2 separate regions of the Homo sapiens genome follow, and region 1 is linked to region 2. The links are chromatin contacts, found by Hi-C or POLR2A ChIA-PET in ENCODE. All regions are on one chromosome and are shown on one strand. The core of a region is the stretch at or near the end of the contact, and the rest is flanking DNA. Distances in the headings are between cores, read along the strand shown.

Evidence for each region. A loop is a pair of places that touch in the nucleus more often than their neighbours do. ChIA-PET counts read pairs that join two places held with the same protein, here RNA polymerase II (POLR2A). Pooled maps may share reads with other maps.
Region 1: a map of heart left ventricle shows a loop between it and region 2 (3-fold over the local background). The contact joins the enhancer-like site here to the promoter of SOBP in region 2. A Hi-C loop is called at or near these places in 32 of 168 maps with a recorded cell type or tissue (Caco-2, HepG2, OCI-LY7 and 14 more) and 21 of 50 pooled maps. POLR2A ChIA-PET finds 5 or more read pairs at or near these places in 7 of 52 experiments (AG04450, HEK293, HepG2 and 4 more).

The regions. Positions count from the first base shown.
Region 1 is chr6:107,540,038-107,545,649 of GRCh38, reverse strand. The region is part of intron 4 of SOBP (sine oculis binding protein homolog); the gene reads right to left. Among named protein-coding and RNA genes, the nearest start is that of SOBP, 53 kb to the right of the region's middle. Within about 2 kb of position 2,394, at least 5 of the 41 ENCODE cell types and tissues checked have a DNase peak (open chromatin) inside an H3K27ac peak, as active enhancers do; they include gastrocnemius medialis, heart left ventricle, heart right ventricle and 1 more, where a contact is called at or near this core.
Region 2 is chr6:107,488,823-107,494,225 of GRCh38, reverse strand. It overlaps SOBP (sine oculis binding protein homolog), which reads right to left and starts at 4,109. Exons shown (of 7, transcript NM_018013.4): 1 at 3,514-4,109. The coding sequence starts at 3,609. RefSeq lists silencers at 3,730-3,789, 3,830-3,879.

The DNA.
Region 1 (5,612 bases), core at 1,145-3,644, 53 kb before region 2:
GATACCTCTCATTAGCAATATCCATGTCCACATCACCCAGGTAAGACCCAGGAAGATAAAATCTGAATTACTTACCTGCCTATTTATTTGTCACTACATTTCTATAGAGTTGTCATCATGACTTTAGGTACTAAAATTACATGCGAGGCTGAAACAAAGAATACAAAGAAAGGGAGGAGAATCCCTTCCTTCCCGCCACACCATTGCACCACAAGAATCACCCTCTGTTGCCGTGCCAGCAAACATGCTGTTCTCTTTCCGTTTTATCACGATTGTCTTGCCTAGGGACCTGAGTGTCAATCAGCAGTTCTCTGTCCTGGAATTCATCATTACCCAAAGTTTCTGTCTGCCCTTGTATTAACGTTAACGTAACTATATAGTTCTCTCTATATATAACAAAACTATATCTCTTCACCACACCTAGTGGGGATGAGGGTGAGTATCTGCCCTTTCTGTGGCTCTTCCCCGCAAAAAGTGACTTATCTCATTTATCTTTCAACCACATTCATCAGACAGTAATTACACTATTCTCCTCTCTCAAATCAGTGCATTTTTGCCCAATCTTTTCTCTGCTGTCATTGTTGCTTTTCTAGTACATTTGATAGTTAAGAACACTTAAGCTCTTACAGTTATCATTGTGATTATTACAGTATTATGATGTATTTATAAAATGCTTCTACCTTCAAGAGTTACAAGCTGCATACTCTCCGAAATGATTTAGTATTAATGTGCTAACTCTATAGTCCATGAAGCTGATCGAAAAGTCAGAGCAGGCAGAGGCCAGCAGGCAAGCAACTAATCCCCAAGGATTGGTAGAATGAATGAATGAATGAATGAATGAATTTGCAAACAAATGGATAAATGGGGTTATCATTCCAGGGAATATTTGTTTGTTCAATTGTTCTCTTGTTTGTGGGTAAAGCGCCATTCCTTCATAAAGAACATGAAATTAGCAAAGAAAGCGCATATCAATGCCAAAATTAGAAATCACACTGTGGTGTCCTCAGCCCAATAAGCTCTTCCTTCTCTCTTTCCTTACTTAACACCTCTTTATCCTTCAGATTTGAGTGCTAGCCCCACTTACTCAGGGAAGCTTCAAGATCTTCTGACAAGTCAACTCACCCTGATAAAGGTTCTCATGGGACTGTGCCCAATACTATCATGGCACTTGCCACAGTGACGACTTCACATTTGCGTTATTATTTAAATAAACATCTGTCCCTCAATGGACTATAAGCTTCATGAGAGCAAGGACCAGGTTTTGTTGGCCACGGCAACTCCCATAGTTACTGTTCAACAAATATTTGTTGAATGCATAAATAAATAGATTAATTAATAATGGTGAAAGCTGCAGTCTTCAAGACTTCTACTCCTTTGGCCACCTGAACTTGAAGCATTTAGCCTCAGACTGTGTCACAATTCTTCTGAACACTTCTCTTTTCCTTCTGTTTAGCAGACACAGTTTTCAGCCACAAAGATAGTAGCTTCAATGTGTGGACGAGTTAACTCTTGATGGGTAACAGCAGCCTCATCCCATCAGACTTCTACTCCAAAGCATCTAGCTCCCCACATCCAATACAGTCCTTGGCCAGCCTCTCCTAGGCCACTTACACTGAGGAAACTATATTCTGAGCTATCTGCTGCTGTAATGGCACCACTGTTCCTATTTATAAATGGGAATAACAGCTAACCACAATCCCTTTGTTTTAGTTCTGTGCAATCTCATGTTCTAAAGTCTGAAAAGAGTGGAAATAGTGATCACATCAGTCCTGATACTAGAGCCAATGTTCTAATAATCAGGTTTCTCAAAACAGCTGGTGCTGGGTAGAAGAGGTGGTTCATCTAAGGACCCTATGATGACGGCTAACCACATTTTTATCTTTCAATCCACTTTGGATTATTTCTCCCACATGTCAAGGGTAGACAGGCATGACACATCCATCGTGTAAAGAATTCAGCCTCATGAATTAACCTCAGGAGATCATCTCTCTTTCTCTCTAGAGGGCATTTGCTTGCATCTCCCATCAGCCATCACTCTGGTCCCCTCCCTAACAGTTCCCTGACTTTCATTCTGGTAGCTACCCCTCCCCATGCTGCCCATGGGCTTCAGAGGAAAATGAGCTCAACCTGAATTTCAGAGGGAAGCCCTGATTGGCTCATGCTAGACATTCCATTGCTCTCTCTCGTCATAGCCCACCCTCCCAATTCAGGTATGAGCATGTAATGTAAGCATAGACAATGAGTATGAATTTCAAGACTCTTTTTTTGGAATGCTAGGCCAGAGACTCATTCCAGAGGATGTCAACAAGAAAGTGTGTAGCCCTGATTGCTGCTAGCAGCTGTCCCATGACCACTGGGGAGCTTGCCATGAAATGTGGCCAACACTCTACATGGAAGAATACAGAGATGGAAAGAAACGGGACTGTGATAAGACCACTGTGCTGCTGAATCAACCTGCCCCAAAGTACATACTAGCTTGGGACTTTATAACTCCAAATGATATCTTTTATTGTTGAGGTCTTCTGTTACTTGTATTAAAAATCCTGACACACCCTACAAGTAATCACCAGACTATACCTACTCTCAGAATAAAGCTGACATCAAAATAATCCCTTTACCCAAAGATGGTCCCTTCAAGATTACCATCTCTTTACCATAATGCTACCTCTAAGGCTAGAGCTTGAGAAGGCCCGTGGATGCTGTAGGTCTCTCAGAGCAAGAGTTAGATTCTGTATGGAGCTTGCCTTCTGAGGCCCTAACCTCTCTACCGGGTTGGGGACAAGCCCCACCTGCCCTACAGAAAGAAAATCGCTGTGTCAGAACACTTACCCAACAGCATCCCTCCCTGGTGCCTTTCCTCCCACACCTTGCCCAAAAAAAAAACAAAACACACAAAAAAACAAAACCACACACACAAAAAACTAAATTGGTTCAATACACTTTTGCTACTGGGAAATGTTTCATAACTACTAATGAATAATTCAGTGAATAAGATATTTTTAGTTTTCTATTGCCAGACACACCCAACTTTGATGTGAATGCTGTTGCCTTTCTTACTCTTCAAATCCCCCTTGCATACGGGATCCTGAATGTGTTACTTCCGTCACAGAGGCCCAATCAACAACAAAAATCAGATCATATCACCCATCCTGCTCAACAGCTTCCAATAGCTGCCATCACACTTAGAATGAACTCCAAACTACTGCCTCTCCAGCCTACGTCATTTGGCTTCTCACCACCTTGATCATTCCGCTCCAGACATCTGTACTTCTTGCTGCTGTTCAAAAATGCCAAGACTGTTCCTGCCTGAGGACCTCTGTTTCTCACTTACTCCCCCTTCTCCACAGGACACTCTGCTGCCAGCTCCTCACACACAACTAGCTCCGTCACTTCCTTCTGTCCCCAGCACACGTCACCTCCTCAAAAATAACTCCTGTGATCCTCAGATATGAAACAGCAGCCCTTCACTAGCCCTCTCCCTCACTCTGCTTTTTATTATAGCACTTTTTCCTACCTGAAATCATATTACAAAGATATGTTTAAGCCTGTATATATCATCTATCTCCCCCGCTAGAGTGTAAGTCCCTTTAAGACAGGGACTTTTTCTCTTGTTCAAAAGTCTACCCACCAAGACTAAAACATGCTTAGTGCCGTATACAGGCTCAATATATCTTTTTATTTTATTTTTTAAAGAATGAATGGATGATTAAATAACAAGTTTTTTTTTTAAGTGTGGCTAAAAACAAAAAGCTGTAGGGAGGTACTTATCTCCTGTCGGGCAAATTCCCCTTTTTCTTTGTTATCAATTTATATTGCTCCACTTATGAAACATACAATCCTACAGTTTATCACAGAAAGTGTCACATCCTTCAAAGATTCTCCTTATAACAAAGATTTAGATGTGCAGTCATAAAAATGCTCACCATATTTTAAATGATATGAAATCATTCTATCAAAACAGATTATAAGATAACATATCATTTATGAGATCCACATAAAAATCACTGCTTTACCATGGAATGTCTGGCAAAAGGCCAGTGAAAATTTGCAGTCATAATATCTCAAAATTCCTATTACCCATTGAGCCTCCAAAATATAGTTATTGGAGTGGGAGTGGGATTAATTAATGCTAATTAGCTAATCAAGAAAGTTAAACATTAAGAAAGTTTAAGTTTCTGTGACAAAAATCAGATGCAAAATCTTTGAATTACGTCATAACTTCTACTATTTCGATGGAAAAATAATCATTTCAAAGTCAAGGCACTTGTTTTTCTACGATCAAAGGTGGTTAAATACCTTTAAATACATTTCAACATATTTATGAAGGAATTATCCTACATGCCTCCAAAGCTCTCTCATAAATCAGTATAATGTTTCCAAAGCACATTTGGAAGTACAAAATTCATATCTACTAACTATATTTTCCTCTATTCGAAGATGAATTAAGCAGAAAATACATTAATGTCTGAATTTATAATAGGAGTGGTTAACCCTCAACCACAGCAAACTAATGAGGAATATTTTACCATGGAAAAATTAATCAGGGCTCTCCAACACTATGCAATTTGACATTTTGAGGACTTAATCAGGAATGGATTTTATTCCGCTATTTACTTTTCATCATGGGGATGACTTACAAAGACACTACCTGTTAGAACAAATATAATTCTTGAGCTTAATCTTGTCACTTTAAAGAAATTTATTTTAAATAATATTCCATAGTTTAAAAATAGTCCTCACAGAAGCAACATTACTAAGATTATGTCATTTCTGGGCCAAATTCAGCTCTCAAACATTGAGCAAATATCAACATAGACACAGTGAGCCTCAGAAACTGAATGTGACTAAACCTCTGTTAGCAATGAGACAACACAACTTCTGGGAGGTTGTGACTGCTGGACATGGACTTCCATCCCCAGCCATCGATTATCACTATCTTTGTTAAAGACTACAGGAGTTTCATTTAACTAGAGTGCTCAGTAAATTGCAGCAGAGTTCAAGCATCTTTATGGATTCATTAAACCATTGATCTGCCTCACAGAGCTTGTAGCAGAGCCCAGCTCTGGCCCACAGCCTGTGTTTACAGAGAATGCAATAGACTGATGTTTGTAACCTCCAAAGGCAGTCTGTCAGTAGACATTAGATTCCACTGTGTGCACAGCCACCCTAAGAGTGGATTGTAACATAGGGAATTTCCCATTCTCAGTCTCAACTGCTGGGACAGAAATGAAGTGACCATCTGTAGCAAGATTTTCTTTATTCCATTCTAATCTGTGATAATATAAACAAAGAGCAAAGAGCCCGAGGAACAAAGAATTACATATGGCTTGGCCAGTTCACACTTCTGTTTATGTGTACATAAGCTATCCAGAGGTATTGAAATGGAGGAGAAATTAAGATAATCACAGGCATGCCTATAGCTTGGATCCCCCATGGGGCCTCTCGACTATACTAGGCATTGTGACCAGACATTGCAAAGGTGTACAAGAAAAATTCAGGACTTAATCTACTACCTTAAAATATCTCAAGGCAAGCCACCTGCCCTTTTATGCCTGCACTTATTCAGATACTTAACATTTTTAACAAAGCACTGAATCAACAGAGTATAACTA
Region 2 (5,403 bases), core at 2,860-5,359:
CTTTAGAAACATATACTCTGCATCGCTGTCTGATTTTTTAAAATTCTACTAGCCACTAATTAAATAAGGCAGACTAATTGTAAGTACATTGGTACAACCAGTCTTTCTAATCAGGAAAAACCAGGATAAGGGAAGAAGAAAAGGAAAGATAAAGAAACACTGTAAAGGTCATAGTGAGACAAACATTTCTACATGAAGATATTTTCAGGGAGTACACTACAAGCAAGCTATGCCAAGTCATGTACTTTTCATACACAAAATTATATTGTATCAAATTTAAATTTGTTACAACTGCCATGTACATTAAACCAGTGATAACGAAAATGTAACTCAATATCTGATCTAGTGAAACAGCAACTAGCATTAGCTCTCAGCCACATGAAGACACTCTTCAATGCCATTACTGGTGTCAGCTAAACCTCAGCCAGTTTGTCTTCTCCAGCCATTTTAAAATAAATATGTGACTATCTCAATTAGGAAATCTTGAAGGAAGTCTCCGTGATGAGGCAAGTTTGTTGCTCATTCTCAGTGCCCTGCATTTGCTGTACTTAAAATAGACACTTGTACCAATGTCCTTTCTATTACCCGAAGGGGGAAAAAAAATCACATACACACCAGTCCTTTTTCTTTCAGCTCACAGAGAAGCAACTCAATCCAACCAGTGTTGAAACCTGAGTAGGTCACTGTACACCACGATAAAATTCCCTAATCCCTGAGCCAAATCTCCCTAAGGGGGGCCTCCTCCTGATCCTCCACTTCCCAGGCTGACTTTTCCATTTGCTCTCTCTTCTTTCCCCCTTTCATTTCCCCTACCTTCAAGCCTTGATATGTGATCCGAGGTGGGGGCTCAGGTTTCCGTTTTTACAGCTTAGGCCACGCTAGCTGTATACATTCCTTTCTTTCTGCCGGGCAGTGATTACTTACCAGGGCTTAGTTTACACTGGTCCAGATGAAAGCCGTTCAGATGAAGGCAAACACAGCCAGGCAGCTCCAGCGGCACCGATATGAAGCTGCACAAGGCCACATTGTGTTCTCGGTGACATTTTGTTGCACACATTTATATACAGGGCAACCAACTTGTTATGTTACTCTACACTTAGGTTCAGGGAGCTGGAGGAGTAATAGTATCATGATGTTTGGGGAGGGGTTTTGCTGATGTGATTATTAATATTAAAAACAGAAAGATATTAAGGAGCTCAAAATAATCCTTCCACCTTTTGACTTTGAGAAACCACTTTTTAAGTGAGGACTTTTGGTGCTGTTATATTAGAAGAATGCCTACTAAACAATTCCACTAGACTCTCAGGCATGGTATACTTGAACATGACTAAAATTTTTGGTTAGGGGTATTTTACTTTGGTCCAAAGAAGAGAGAAAACACTGATCCTACAGACAATTGAGTTATTTGCCGTGTAAAACTTCTTATTTAATGCTACTCTGGATTGAAAGGGTGAGGATTAAAACTTCAAATAGTGGGTGGTGATTTGGAAGGAAAATAATATTTTAAAAAGAGGAAATTCTGTGCACCAAGGTTAATTCCATACTTAGTCCTGCAGCATCGGCTAAAAATTGTGTAATTTTTCCCCTTCACACAATGTTGTTTTTGTTTCTTCCTCACCAGTTCAGACAAACATCTGTTATACTGCAGAAGGACAACTATCTCCCAAACCACGGACTGCGCCTGCAGCCAAAATCAACAACGCGAGCCCCAAGCATCGAGCACAGTCAGCCTTTATATCCAGCCGGGATAACATTTCACATGTTTTGATTAAAATTAGCTAATTTGTAATTCTAGAACCTATGAAACTTAAAAGCTGCCATCCATATAGATCACATTAGGCAGCGTTTTAAAGGGCCAGAGCTCCTTGTGATTTCCTAGTGGCTTTCACCTCTCTCCCCCTTCCCCACCCCCAACCTAAAATGAAATGCAAAAGTAAACTGGAAATGCAGGACAGGAGGTAAGGGTAAGTGAGGAAGAATGGTTATTATGGACTGTTTGAATTTTGTTCCCATCAAAAAACAACAACTTCTACCGGTCTTAAAAAAAATAAAATAAAACTGTCCATCATTGGAATCAACAGTGGTTTCCACCATAAGAAACAGCATTGATTTCCAAGGCAAATCTCCCTTAACTCTCCGTTGGACTCATGCTGCACCTCATGCTTCCAGGTACTAAGTTCCTTATCCAGTAATAAAACCCCTAATTCTGATATTTAGGTTGCTTCTGACATTTCTGAGAAGTAAAGCTAAGCATATGCACCTAGGTACGCATACATATATGATATATATCCATGCGTCCCCTGCTAAGCGTGAGCTATGATAGAAAATGCTTGTTCTAATGAAGAAAGCGTCAAAGCGCAATAAATTTGACTTACTTGCACACCATTTTCATCCAGTTTGTTTTTTAAATACAAACTGAACCAAAACTGGCCAAGTAGTAGTATTAAGCCACCTGGTAGTATTAAGGATTTCATGCAGAAGATGGGGAACACCAAGAAGACCGCAAAATGCAAACCTGCTACTTTTTGATGGCTCGCAGAAAAATAAATAAATTGTTTTATATCAATAGAGACTCGTGAAATCAACACAGAATAAAACCCTCGCCCAGGCAAAAGCCGCAACTTCATGGAAAATAAGGAGGTGGGGGGCAACGAGGGGGTCCAGAGCTGAGCGGTGCTCTTGTGCAATTGCTCTAACGCGAACAGCTGGAGCGCCAGGCTGCTGCGCTCTCCACCTCTGGTGCACCGCTGGCCTGGCGGGGAGCCCAGCCTCGCCGAGAGGACTCCGGGCCGGCCTTAGCGAACAATGGACAGGCGCCCTGCAAAGGCCGCCCCTCAGACAGCTGTCCTCCAGCGGGGCTGGCCGGGGTCTGCTTGGCTGGGAAGTGAGGCAGGCAGAGGCGAGCGGGAGGCGGAGGCTGCCAGTGGTGAGGTGCGGGCGGGGGCGGGCGAGGAGAGCGGTCAGGACCGTGCCCAGACCCGCGCCTCTCGGGCCGCAGCTCGCCGGGCACTGACGGGCTCTTCACGCCGTCGCAGCTGGTTGGTTGGGGGGAAGCGGGATTGAGGAGCAGGAGGGTGAGCTGGGGGAGAGGGGTGGAATAGAGCTCTCTCCGGGGTGCCCCGGCCAGGAGGCTCCTAACTTTGGAGGGACCCTGAGGATGATTCTCAAAAAGGGGGGAGAAACTGCACCGTCCACTGGGAAAGCCTCTTCCCCTGCCCAACGCCGCTCGAGTCCCCGGTGCCCTCGCCCTGAAACGCGTCCGTGCCAACCTGGGATTCGTAAGGTTAAATAGTATGTGGTCCCCCCTCATCAAATCTGAGGTTGGCAACAATTTCGGGGATGCAGCCCTCGAGTTGGCCTCTGCTTTACACCTGGAGGAGGAGCGGAGCCGTTCTGGGCATCCTACAGAAACTGACAAGCGCGCCCCGGTACCCCCCAGATCCATACCACGGCCCACGGGGAGCGGGCGCAAGAAAGAGCTCAGTCTCCCTGGCCCCCGAGATCAAAAAATACCTTCATCTCCTCATTGATCTCCCTTTTCACTGGGTGAGCCGGCTTCCTGCTCCGTTTATTTTCGGGAGGTCTCCCTTCTTTCTCCATTTCTGCCATGTTTTTGTGTCTGGTTTCTGTGGAGATGAAATGGCTGCTGCCGCCGCCGGCGGTGGTGGTGGCGGCGGCGGCGGCGGTGGAGGTGGTGCTGATGGTGGCGAGGCTGGCGGAGGTAGCGGTGCTGGCGGGGCCGGACCGAGCCGCGAGGGGGAGGGCAGGCGCCGAGAAGCGGGGTCTCTTCTAGCGGCGGAGGACGTCAGTGGCTGTCACGGGTAAGGATAGTGCGGAGAGTCTCGGGGATGCCGCCGCCGTCGCTCCGGCTCCTGCTGCCGCCGCCGCCGCCGCCGCAGCCAACGCCGCCGCTGCTGCCGCTGCCCCTGCCGCCCTCGCTGCCGCTGCCGCTCCCGCCGCCGCCGCCGCCGGGCCGCATCCTCGGGGCCCCGTGGAGTCGTCAGCCATCTTCCGTCGCTCGGTCCGTCCGCATGGGCGCGGGGAGCAAGGGCCGGCGCGGAGAGCGGCCCCGGGCGTGCGTGCGCGGCTGTGTGTGAGCCCGGGAGAGCGCGCCAGCCCCGGCGCCCAGCGCCTCCCGCGAGCCGAGCCGGGGGCGGGCCGGGGGCCGGCGCGGGAGGAGGGGAGGGAGCGCGGCCGGGAGGGGGTCGGAGGGAGGGGAAAGGTGGGGGGGGCGAGGACAGCCCCCCGGCTCTCGAGCGGGCGTGGCTTCCACCGTCACTGGATACGCGGATGCTGCGCGGCTCCGGGGGCTGCTCGCAGCCGCCTGTTCATCCGCGGCGGGCACGGGCGGCTCGCGGCGCCCCCCGCGGCCGCCACCTCCCCGCCACACGCCAGGGGCGCCGGCGCCCGCTCGGAACCCAGCCCTGCTTCTCAGCTCCGCGAGGTGGGCTGGGTTGCGTGTGGAGTTGGTTTTTGAGCCCGTCCTAGGAGCCGCTGAGGAAAAATGAATGGGGGTGAAAGGAGAAGGTTGGGCGGCGGGAGGTCGCGAGACCTGAGGTCGCCTGGCTAGAGGGCCGCCGTCCCCCGGGGAGGGTTGACTGAGCCTGCCGCCTCGGGGGTGCAACGCTGGGGTCTCGGGGAAAGGAAACCACAGCCCGGACGAGCTTCCCCCCACTGAGCTGCCAGAATAGTTTCCCCCTCCGGGGGCCACCGCAGAGTGCGCGGAGGCTGGAGACCCCTTGGAGAGGTCCCCGCGCCCCGCCCGGCCGGTCCTCCACGCGGCGCTGCCTCGGACTGCAATGGCAATGAAGCTTTTGCCTCTCAAAGAACTACTTAGAAGTAGGACATCTCGGCCTTCAGCCCCTTCATTTCTTTTTCCCCTTGTTCCTTCTCTCTTTATCTCTCTCTCACTTATGCCCTGCTTCAAAGTAACAGCTTTACGCGTGACCCCGCCTGCACCCTTATCTGGGTGTCCTGGGTTTCGCCCAAAAGGTTGGGCTGAGTGGGAGCTTCTGGGAGCGCACGGTCCCGCGTAGGGTCCCGCTCACCCGGACCCCGAACGCCCTCGCCACGCCCCGGTGGGATCCTCCCCTCCCCGCCTGGTTGCACTTTCTCCTCCCGACTTCCCAGCTAGCGCCTGCCCTCCATGGAGCGGTGCTCGCTCCCTCTGCGCTCACAAGTCCCCTCTTTGGCCCTCTCCTGCCACGCCTGGGGCCGAGGTCTGATTGAGTCTGTCCCTGTCCCTGGGTTGAGGCATTGGGGGTGACGACTGGATGATGTTTCTGTGATACGCGCGGCTCTGAGCGCTCCCACACGTTGCAGAGGACACATTGACGTTCCCGGCTTCTCCTTCCCGCGCCTCGACACTTCATAATTACCTGACACAATGCGATATGGGGGTGT